Regions from separate parts of the Homo sapiens genome. Here region 1 is linked to region 2. Evidence: chromatin contacts called from ENCODE POLR2A ChIA-PET data. All regions are on one chromosome and are shown on one strand. The core of a region is the stretch at or near the end of the contact, and the rest is flanking DNA. Distances in the headings are between cores, read along the strand shown. Region 1 overlaps ARSI (arylsulfatase family member I). Region 2 overlaps HMGXB3 (HMG-box containing 3).

Evidence for each region. ChIA-PET counts read pairs that join two places held with the same protein, here RNA polymerase II (POLR2A).
Region 1: POLR2A ChIA-PET joins it to region 2 with 11 read pairs in GM10248. The contact joins two enhancer-like sites. POLR2A ChIA-PET finds 5 or more read pairs at or near these places in 2 of 52 experiments (GM10248 and common myeloid progenitor, CD34-positive).

Annotation. Positions count from the first base shown.
Region 1 is chr5:150,292,327-150,297,435 of GRCh38, forward strand. ARSI (arylsulfatase family member I) reads right to left here. Exons shown (of 2, transcript NM_001012301.4): 2 at 4,017-5,109. The coding sequence ends at 4,888. Among named protein-coding and RNA genes, the nearest start is that of CAMK2A, 5.1 kb to the left of the region's middle. RefSeq lists enhancers at 629-1,210, 1,211-1,791. Within about 2 kb of position 3,470, at least 6 of the 41 ENCODE cell types and tissues checked have a DNase peak (open chromatin) inside an H3K27ac peak, as active enhancers do.
Region 2 is chr5:150,051,838-150,056,757 of GRCh38, forward strand. It overlaps HMGXB3 (HMG-box containing 3), which reads left to right. Exons shown (of 20, transcript NM_014983.3): 20 at 1-1,291. The coding sequence ends at 355. CSF1R (colony stimulating factor 1 receptor) reads right to left here. Exons shown (of 21, transcript NM_001288705.3): 17 at 4,382-4,504; 18 at 4,189-4,300; 19 at 3,400-3,499; 20 at 2,485-2,593; 21 at 1,458-2,387. The coding sequence ends at 2,232. Among named protein-coding and RNA genes, the nearest start is that of CSF1R, 32 kb to the right of the region's middle. Within about 2 kb of position 1,519, at least 3 of the 41 ENCODE cell types and tissues checked have a DNase peak (open chromatin) inside an H3K27ac peak, as active enhancers do.

The sequences.
Region 1 (5,109 bases), core at 2,220-4,719, 240 kb after region 2:
AGTGTTGCTTAGTAGTTAGGGTGACTCCACGACTTACGGGCTATGTGATTTTGGATGAATATCCTAACTTCTCCGTGCCTCTGTGTCTTCATCTGCATAATTGGGTCAATAATATTCCCTACCTCCAGGCTGTTCTGTAGATTAAATGAGACAAGCACAGTGGCTGACACTATAAATGCTCAATAAATGGGAAATTATAATCAAGAAACTCAAAAGTCCTCTCCCCTCACACACCACTCCCTGAATCACGGAAGCACACACCATCATCTTGAGTCCCAGCACTTCAGGGCACTGTTCCCTTAGTCTGCACTGGAGTTTAGCTCATGGTTTGGAAATCACCTTGTCTAAGCCTAGTTTGCAGCAATTTCTGTAGAACAAAGAACTAGAGCTAGAAGGAGAGGAACCACAAGGCTCTCCAGCTCATCGGGTGCCAAAGGAATGATGATGCTGTTTTAAAAATTCACAGTAAAACAAAAAAGCAACTATGCTGTGAGATTATGAGGCTGTATTAATGGAAATCTAATGTTCTGAACTGGGACAGTCCTGCGTGGCTGGGTGCTGGCCTGACCCCTGTTTCCTCTCCCGATTCCCACTGATGAAATGGAGCATGCTCAGAAGTGAGCAGAGCACATGGGGAAGACCCTGGCATCAGGTCCCTCAGAGGAAGGTGTGAAGGAATGGAGGCAGGAAGATGGCCACCTCTCTCCCTGTATGTGATGTGGACCACGGGGGCAGCCTCTGTGGCTGCTGGGAGCAGGGCCAGCACAGCCCCGCTCCTGTCATCTCTTTCTTCCCTACTTCCATCTCTCCTTTCCACTCTCCTTTCTTCTCTCCTCTTGCCTTCCCCTCTCCCTCATTTTTCCTGTTCCCTCTTTTGCATCCTTCCTTCTCAGTTCTCCGTCTTTCTCATCTTTTTTACTTCCTTTCTGGTTTCCAGCTCCCTCTCTTTCTGTCACTCTTCTCTCCCTCCCCTGCTGGCCTGCACTGTGCATGCGGTCCTGGGGGATGGGCAAGTTGAGGGCTGCAGGATCCAGATAGCAGAGAGATGGCTGGAGAGGCAGAAGAGAGAAGAAGAGGAGGGAGAAGAGGAAGAAGTCCCCTCTGAAAGTCTTACACATGAGCACACACACACACCCCTCTGAGCCTTCCAGAGCCTAGCTCAGCGGTGTGGGCACTGCCTCGGACAGGCACCCCCCACCTTCCTGAGGGTAATAGCCACTCTGCTGAGAAGGCATGACTGCTAATTCACCACCTCCCCTGAGCCCGCGAGGCTAGCAGCTGTGCCCGGTGGTGGCGGGCACTGAGGAGCCAGCCGTGCCTCTGTGGCGCTGAGAGAATGAGCCGATGATTGCAGGAGGGGGACTGTTCCTGCCAAACTCCCCACTCCCCAGGGCCAAAGCAGACACGAGAGGCAGCACGTGTGCCCCCATCTGCAACACGCGTGTGGTATTCGAGAGCAGGCCTCCATGCTATGGGCTGGTCGCCAGGGGTGGGAGCCCTGGAGGTTGCTGAACCCAGTCCTGACATGCCAGAATAGGGATTGGCACGTGAACACAGGCAGTGCTCCACAGAGACAGAAGGGATGAAAAGTGACCAGGGCTGGGTTCCTGCATGGGTGATTGTAGCCCCAGTGGCATTGTGACAGCTGACTCAAATCCCACCTTCCACAGCCCACACACATATGCCCAAGTGCCCCAGGGTCCTGCAGGGCCTGGGCAGGCACCACAGAAAGTGTGCCATCCAAAGGGTCCCCACAGGGCCTGTCCCACTAAGGGCAGTGAGCATGGGGGGCAGAATTGGTGGAAAGTGGGCCAAGAGAGAAATGGTCCTGCTGAGGGTCTGGGTGGAGGGAGATTGGGTTCATTCATTGCAGTAAGTAAGGCTAGGCCTACATGAAGAAGTGGGGGAAGTCAGGGATCAGGGAGCAGAACTGTCCCTGAGGTCTCCCACACAGGAGGCACTCTTGCAGGGGAGAGTGAAGCAGAGAGCCATGGGACAGAGGACAATGGCTACTGGGCCGATGGCTGCATAGCACTCCTTGCAGTTAGAGGACCTGAGTTCGAGTCCTGGAAGAGCTTGCAGGAGGTCTCCCCAGTAGAACCTCCACTTCCTCCTGAGAAAGATGGAGCCCAGAGCACTGGCCCTCCATCCAGGTGTGGGGCTATCACTTGGCCCTTGGGGAATGGGTTACCAGAGCCCAGGACTCTACTGGCAGGGCCCAGCTTGGACAGGCTGCCCCCTGGCTCTGGCCCCTACAGCTGGCAGATCAGCTGCCATCTGGTGCAGCCAAGGAAGAAACAGGGGGTCTCACCAGGCATCTCTGGGCTCCACTTCCCCAGATCTGTGGCCCGAGGGACCGGAGCTGCCTCTGATCTGCCCTCCCTTCCCTCCCCACAAGCACAGGTGCTCAAATGGTACGAGCACCTGCCTGGCAGTGCCAGTTGGCGGCCTGGCACAGAGTCCAGACCCAGGTGCCCCGGCTGGAGGAAACTTGGGCCACAGGAGATGGGAGGGGGCTGGCAGGAGCCATGCTGATTGCTGGGAAGAGCAGAAGTCACCACAGGCTGAGCCTGTTATCGTAGTGCTTGAGTGCTCTGGGGCACCCAAGACCCTCCACCAATCTCAGGCCTAGGCCAGCCGCCAGCTCCTCTAGACCAGGTTGCAGGCTCAAGCTTGCGTGGGGCCACCGGGCTGTTTGCTGAGCGCTGGGTTGGGTAGGACTCAGCTAGGCAAGCTCTGGGCTGGATTTGAGACTGGACCAAGACCTGGGGTCAAGTCTCCTTCTCAGGGCACCAGGAACAGGTGCCAGCCCCATCCCCAGCTAGTCTTTCTTGGTTTAGGTTGGTCACAGGCAGTAAGCCTCGGTGATTAGGGGACAGCAGAAAGGGCCATTCACGGTCCTGCACTTGCGGTGCCAAAGGGCAGGGGCCCTGGGAGAGAAGTGGGGGCTGGAGCTGGAGGGTAAGCCTCGGGCAGGGCTGACTCAGCAGGCACAGGAGAGGCCTCCATACAACTCGTGCAAGCCCGGAGTGGCAGGGAAGCCTTGGCTCCATGCCACCCTGGAAAGGCCCCACCCACACAGCTGGGACAAGCACCCAGCAGAGCTAGAGTACCCTGAGGAGTGGGCGAACTACGGACAGCTCATCTCCCAGGGTGTGTCAGGCCTGGGCCACCGCCCTAACAGGTGACTTACTTCTTCAGAGCCTCCCTCCTGAGCAGACTGAAATGCTGGAGGTCACTGGAATCCAGAGGCCTCTGCCTATCCTGGCTCCTGCCCCACGACACAGCTGGGAATCAACATCATAGAGGCAGGGAAAGATGCTAGTTGGGGGAGGTGATAAGGGGTAAAAAGAATAGGGCCAGGAGGAAGGGGCTTAGAGCATGAATGGTCACCTCCACCCAACAGCCTCAGGCCAGACCCTCACTCCTGGACTCAGCCACATCTGCAGTGGGGATGGAACTCTGTAACCAATACCTGAACCCCCACACATACCGCACCCACCCCACCCCACCCATCCTGCTCATCCACAAGCTGATGAGTCCTAACAGGCCTCCTTTGCCAGTGACAAAAATAACTATTTTAAAAATTCACAGCAGGGCTTTCGCCTACACACACTGCGCCGACTGGAACCTGAAGGGAGATATGCAGAACGCAGTGTGCGGATGGAGGCGCGCTAGGCGGCAGGCGGGCTCTGCAACACCCGTGGCCTCCTCGCTACCACTCAGCCTGCCCCCCACCCCAACACACACACATGCACACTAGCCCAGAATGGCCAAATGGGAAGTGCTCTTAGATCATCACTGAACATAGTGGGATGTTGAGGCCCAGAGAGGGTCAGGGATGTGCCTGAGGTCACATAGTGGGTCTGTGGCAGGACTCCCATTCCCCCACCGCCTAGCCAGGCTGTCCACCTCCTCTCCTGTTCACTCGGCCGACCGTGAGCTCATACCTGCCCCCAGGACACACATGCACACACCCACACATGCTCATAGTCAGACAGCACTGCATCCCTCACTTCCATGTTACGACACTTTAATCAAGTTCACAAGCTCCTCCACAACCTTGGCCAGTCTTCCAGAGCCTCATGAAGGAGGCAGAGCCAGGGCTGGCATCCCCACTTGCAGGTGGGGAAATCAAGGCCTAGAGGGCAAGAACTGTGCCCCAGGTCACAGGAGAACCCAGGTGTCCTGGTACTGGTTTGGGGGCTCTTCACAGCTCTTTCTACCACCCTTGGTGCTGCAGCAGTTAATGGCCCAGCCAGTTTCTCTGGGTACTGGAGGGGCCAGAAGAGGAATTTTGCACCACGGTGCCTGACACCAGTCTGACCGGAGGACTGGCCTAGGCCATGTGAAGACCCAAGAAGGTCAACCCCCCCGACCCCTGCCCTCCACCCACAGCGCTTGGGGGTCCCTGTAGAGAGCAGCCAGATTGCCATGCTTCAGCTGGGGGCCAGGCTTGGAGTTGCCTCCAGGCAACTCCCAAACACCACCACAGGGATCCCGTGTTAAGGGGGAAGCCTTAAAGGAGTTGTCAAGTGGCAAGGCCGGCCAGGAACTCCACCGTGGCCCCAGGCTCCAGGGCCACACCAAAGAGTCACAAAGTCATTAGAGCTCATTTTACAGATGAGGAAACTGAGGCTAAAAGCTCATGTGGGTCACCTGAGGTCACAGAGCAAGTCCGTGAGGAGGCAGGACTGAGACACAGGCATCCCAGTCTGGTTTATTCCCACCCACTCCTATCCAGGCTCCCTACCCTGTTCAACCAAGGGACTCTACACCCTCCAACTCCCTGTAGATGGAGATGTGACAGGCTTCTCCCTGAGAAACAGCAGGGCCAAGCCGGAGTGGGGAAGATCCTCTAAAGGACAGTTTTCTCCCTCCCCACCATCAGATCCGTTGGGACATTAGCCTGGTGTTGAGTTTACGGAAAAAGGATCGAAGCTTGCAAATCTTGCATTTTTTCTTGCGACGACCCCGGGAGAAGCTTCGAGCCCTCCCTTCCTCTTCCTCCTCTTCCTCATCACTGGCCCAGGGCCCCCAAGCACCCCCATTAAAGTCAGGATGAGCCCGGGGGTTCTCAGCTGGGTAGCGTACCGGGATGGCTGTGCG
Region 2 (4,920 bases), core at 269-2,768:
AGGCCTACAGCCCAATCCTGGTGACCCCAGTGCTGGGCACCACTCCTTGGCCCTGTGCCCTGAATTGGCACCTTACGCAACCATCCTGGCCTCCATCGTGGACAGCAAACCAAACGGTGTCCGCCAGCGGCCCATTGCCTTCGACAATGCCACTCACTATTACCTCTACAACCGCCTCATGGACTTCCTCACCAGCCGCGAAATTGTCAATCGTCAGATCCATGACATTGTACAGAGCTGCCAGCCTGGTGAGGTGGTCATTCGTGACACCCTCTACCGCCTTGGGGTTGCTCAGATCAAGACAGAGACAGAGGAGGAGGGTGAGGAAGAGGAGGTGGCCGCAGTGGCAGAATAAGCCAGGCTGTTGTACAGGGACTACACCATCTCTCAAGCCATAGTAAGGCCCTTGCCTGAGGCAGAGCTATCCAGGGGACCTGCAGAAGTGGTCTCCTGTGGGGAGGGCCTCTGACTGCTGGGACTGACCAAAGAGCTTCCATTCCCTGAGCATGGTGGGACCCAGGGTCCTCAGTTCTCAACCCTCCAGGGGTCAGGAGTGGTACCAGGAAACCTCTTCTGGCCCCGAGAGAGCACTTGGGGGACACGGTATGTTTAATGGAGGGGAGGCTGAGGGAAAGGCTCGTAGCTGGTGGGTTCCGTGGGGCCTGCGGTGTGGGTCAGGGTGGAGGTCCTGGGTGGGCTAAGGCGTGAGCCCCAGCACTAGGTGGGAAGGCTGCTGAGGTCTCTCCCACCCCTGAGGAGCCCTGGTTTCAGCCCCCTCAGTCTGATGAATTGCTTAGCCTGTTGCCTTTGACTAGGGGCCTGGGTGGCCTCATTAACTCTAGGGGTCCCTTTGGGCTCTTGATTCTCCCTGAAGGAGGGATGCATTTCTCTCTTGCTCTTCCTGTACCCACATTTGGGGGAAGCTGAGGAGGGAGGAACAGTCAGCCACAGCTCTCTTCCAGCACTGTCCTCTCCACCCCAAGCTTTGAGGAAGAGCATCCCCTTCCTCCTTTCCCTGGCCACTGCTGCTGCAGCCAATATCCTCTCTGGGCCTGGGACCCTCTCCACAGAGGGGATGTGGTCCCTGGTCATGACATAACCTAGCAGCAGTAGGAAAAACTCCCTTCTATGAAGGGGAAGCAGACTGGGCCATAAGGAAACAGCAGGACTGGCTCAAGTGCCCAAGGTTTGTTTAGGGCCTGGGAATTGGCCATGTGTTAATTTATTGAGTGGAGTAGGTGGCTTTTTTTCCCTCCCTCTTCCCCCAACAAGAATAAAGTTTATTAAATTATCTGGTTTTGGTGTAGCAGGAGTCAATTCCGTGCACATCGTATGGGGCACAGTGTGGTCAAGCTCCACAGCTGTGAGCTCGTCACTTCATGTGAAGGAGGGAAGGAAAGAAAGACGTTCCAGGGAATTTGCAGGTACTCATGTGGCACAAAGAACCAGAGGCTGACTGCATTAATGCTGTTAGTTTAATGTGGACAGAGACATCCCACGGCGTGACTGTTAGTTAGGATGAGTCAGCTTGGGGGAGTTTGTGCTTCCTGCTTGGTGTGGCCAGCCACATGCCAAGGTCCCCTGCCTTCTAGCCCAGAATGACGGGACTGGGCAGAACACCCCCAACTTTTAGCTGCCACTTGGCTCATTACAGCAGTACCAGTATGGGGGTGGGAGGGGTGAGGCTGTGGAGTGAAGGCGGCGTATAGGGCAGAGACTAAGAGGTCCTGTGAGATTCTTAGAGGAGCCATCCTGCTCCAAGGGGCCTGAGCTGAGTGTGGTCTGTGAGCATCTGCTGCTCCTCTCAGAGAGGGAGATCTCACTCTCTGCCAGTCTGTCTAGCCCCAAAGAGCCTGGTTTTCTCAGTATCAGTGTAGCTCCTGGGGACTTCATAGGCATAAAGTCAGTCCATTTCCATGAAGATAAGGGGATTAGGAAAGAAGGTTCTACTAGTTGGCATAGCAAACACGAGGCCAACACCATGAGAACAGTAGGGGAGGGGGGGGTGAGGGCTCAGCCCCCAGCCCCTGACTGGCAGTGATGGCCCATGCTCAGGAAGTGGGATCCTCTGACCTCCCCTGAATCCCTCACCTTCCCAAGTTTCAGAGCTGGGCCGAGCTGTTGAGTGAAATGACCGAAGGCAGAGTTTGTATGTTCTCCCCGTGTCGCCCCATCCATGGAGGAGTTGAAGTTTGTGGGAGGGGAGAGTGGTACTCCCTGTCGTCAACTCCTCAGCAGAACTGATAGTTGTTGGGCTGCAGCAAGGGCTGGGCGATATCCCCTTGCTCGCAGCAGGTCAGGTGCTCACTAGAGCTCTCCTCCTCCAGCTCACTGCTGCTGCTGCCGCTGCCACCGCTTCTGCTGCTGCTCGGCAGATTGGTATAGTCCTGAGGGTGGGAGGGACCAGAAACTGTCAGTCCAGATCCATCAGGCCCAGCCCAACGTGCTTTACCGGCCACCCACCCCAAGCCTCACCCCACTCACCCGCTCTCTCCTGTCCTCTTGGGCCTGCTCCTGAAGGAAGGAGCAGATCTGCTGGAAGGTGGGTCTGTGGGTGGGCTCCAAGGCCCAGCAGGCCTGCATGATGCTGTATCTGGGAGATAGGACAGAGGATGCCCATGGGCAGCTCCCTAGGGTCCAGGGGCCATTAACACACACCCCTAGAGAGACCTACCCAGCAGAGGTCCCCAAACCCAGTCAAAGTAAGTTTAGTATAAAACCTATGCCAAGTCCTTGGCATGCTTTACCATTTAATCCTCACAGTAACCCTTGCAGAAGGGTACTCTCATCACCCTCATTCTGACAGATGAGGCCATTTTGGTATCCTCAGGGTAACTGTAATAACGATCTCTTAAAAGTCTGTTTAGGGACAGGTGCAGTGGCTCATTCCTGTAATCCCAACACTTTGGGAGGTTGATGCAGGAGGATTGCATAAGGCCAGGAGTTCCAGACCAGCCTGGACAACATAGTGAGATCCCATCTCTACTAAAAAATTTTTTAAAAATAGCTGGGCTTGGTGGTGCACACCTGTAGTCCCAGCTGTTTGGGAGGCTGAGGCCAAAGGATTGCTTGAGCCCTGAAGATTGAGGCTGCAGTGAGCTATGATTGCACACATCACTGCGCTCCAGCCCGGGCTACAGAGCAAGATGCTGTCTCAAAAAAAAAAAAAAAAAAAAAGGAAAAGTGGTCGGTTAGGACCAGCCCTAGTGAACAGCTGCTTCTCTGAGAACATCCCCCATAGCTTGAACTCAAAAGGGGCTTGTTGTGTCCACTATGGGAGAGATAAAGTCTGACCCTGGAACATTTTGGACAGGGAAAGATCAGGGCCACACGGCCTTCCATCCCTTTCCAGCGAAAGCCTGGGGTGTCCTTTTCCCTCCCTGGGATCCCTTCGCTTACATATTCTTTGGGGCAAATGCAGGCTGGGCCATTTGGTATCCATCCTTCACCAGTTTATAGAACTTGCTGTTCACCAGGATGCCAGGGTAGGGATTCAGCCCTGCAAAGGCCAAGATCAGGTAAGAGGCCATGCCCATTGTCTTCTCCCCATTCCCGCACACCCACACACATCTTAGACTGGGTTTAAAGGGTCCCACTTGACAACACTGCAACAGCAGCTACTCTTACCCGGTGCTTCCTGTGTGCCAGCCAGTGTGTGGCAGGCTTAGGCTTTAGGAAGGTGTGAGCCTCTATCCAGGCCTTATCACACCAAACATTCTTGCACAGGCTTTGGAATCAGACCAAAGCTTCAGCTGTGTATCGTTAAAGTGTGGACAGTCAGGTGGTTATGAGGGTATAGGAGCAGCGTATTTAAGAACTGAGTACAAGTCCTTGTGCCTAGTCCTCGGGAAATAGCAGTTCTTTCTACTAGAGCCTAGTAGTAGAGAGCTGCATCTTCAAGGGTCTGTAGATTTCAGACAAAGGAGGGAAACAGTGACAAAGGAGGGTAACAGGTAACAGCAACTGAGCAGAGACAAACGAGGGAAGAGCCAGAAAGGAGCGCCTGTCAGGGGCAGAGGGTCTGCCGAGTCCCGCAGGAGCCACGATGCTGGGTTTCGAGAGCCCTTGCCCATTCCTGCACTCTCACCAACCCTCGCTGTGTCCTGGGCACCAAACAGCTTTGTCCACCAGTGGGGCAACCAGAGGAGCCAGCCCCAGGCTCTGCCTGGAGTGGGCCCAGTGGCTCACCAAGTGAGAAGATCTCCCAGAGGAGGATGCCATAGGACCAGACGTCGCTCTGAACCGTGTAGACACAGTCAAAGATGCTCTCTGGGGCCATCCACTTCACAGGCAGGCGGGCCTGGGATGACAGTCCCCAGTTATTTTGGGCCCCGACTCTTCACCCCCTCCCCAGCCTGGCCCAAGCCCTCCCAGCACTTACATTGCCCTTGACAATGTAGTTGGAGTCATTCATGATGTCCCTAGCCAGCCCGAAGTCCCCAATCTTGGCCACATGACCATTGGTCAACAGCACGTTACGCGCTGCCACGTCCCGGTGGATGCACTGAGGGAAAGCACTGCAGGGTTAGTCTTGGGCCTTCTCCTACCTGAGCCTGAGGTGAGGAGGATGGCAGGGAGGGCCCCACATGGCTTTGGAGTCCCTGCTGGAGTGAACAACAGTTTTGGTCCTTTACCACAAACCCTTGTCTATACCTTCTACCAGGGCCCAGGATCTGAGAATGTGTATCGTGATCTGATCATTTAATGCTTAGAAACCCCCATTACCCTGAGCAGCCATGGCCCTTCTCACCCTTTGTCCTCTGACTGGTCTGCTCAGGCCCCAGAAGCGAAGGGCTTCCGTGCAGAGAGCAGTCTCCAAACCCTACCGTTACTTCTGATCATAGCAGCTGCTATCTGCCAGGCCCTTCCCTAAACTCTGCACACATTGAACCCTTTTTCTTTTCAACAATCGTTATGCCC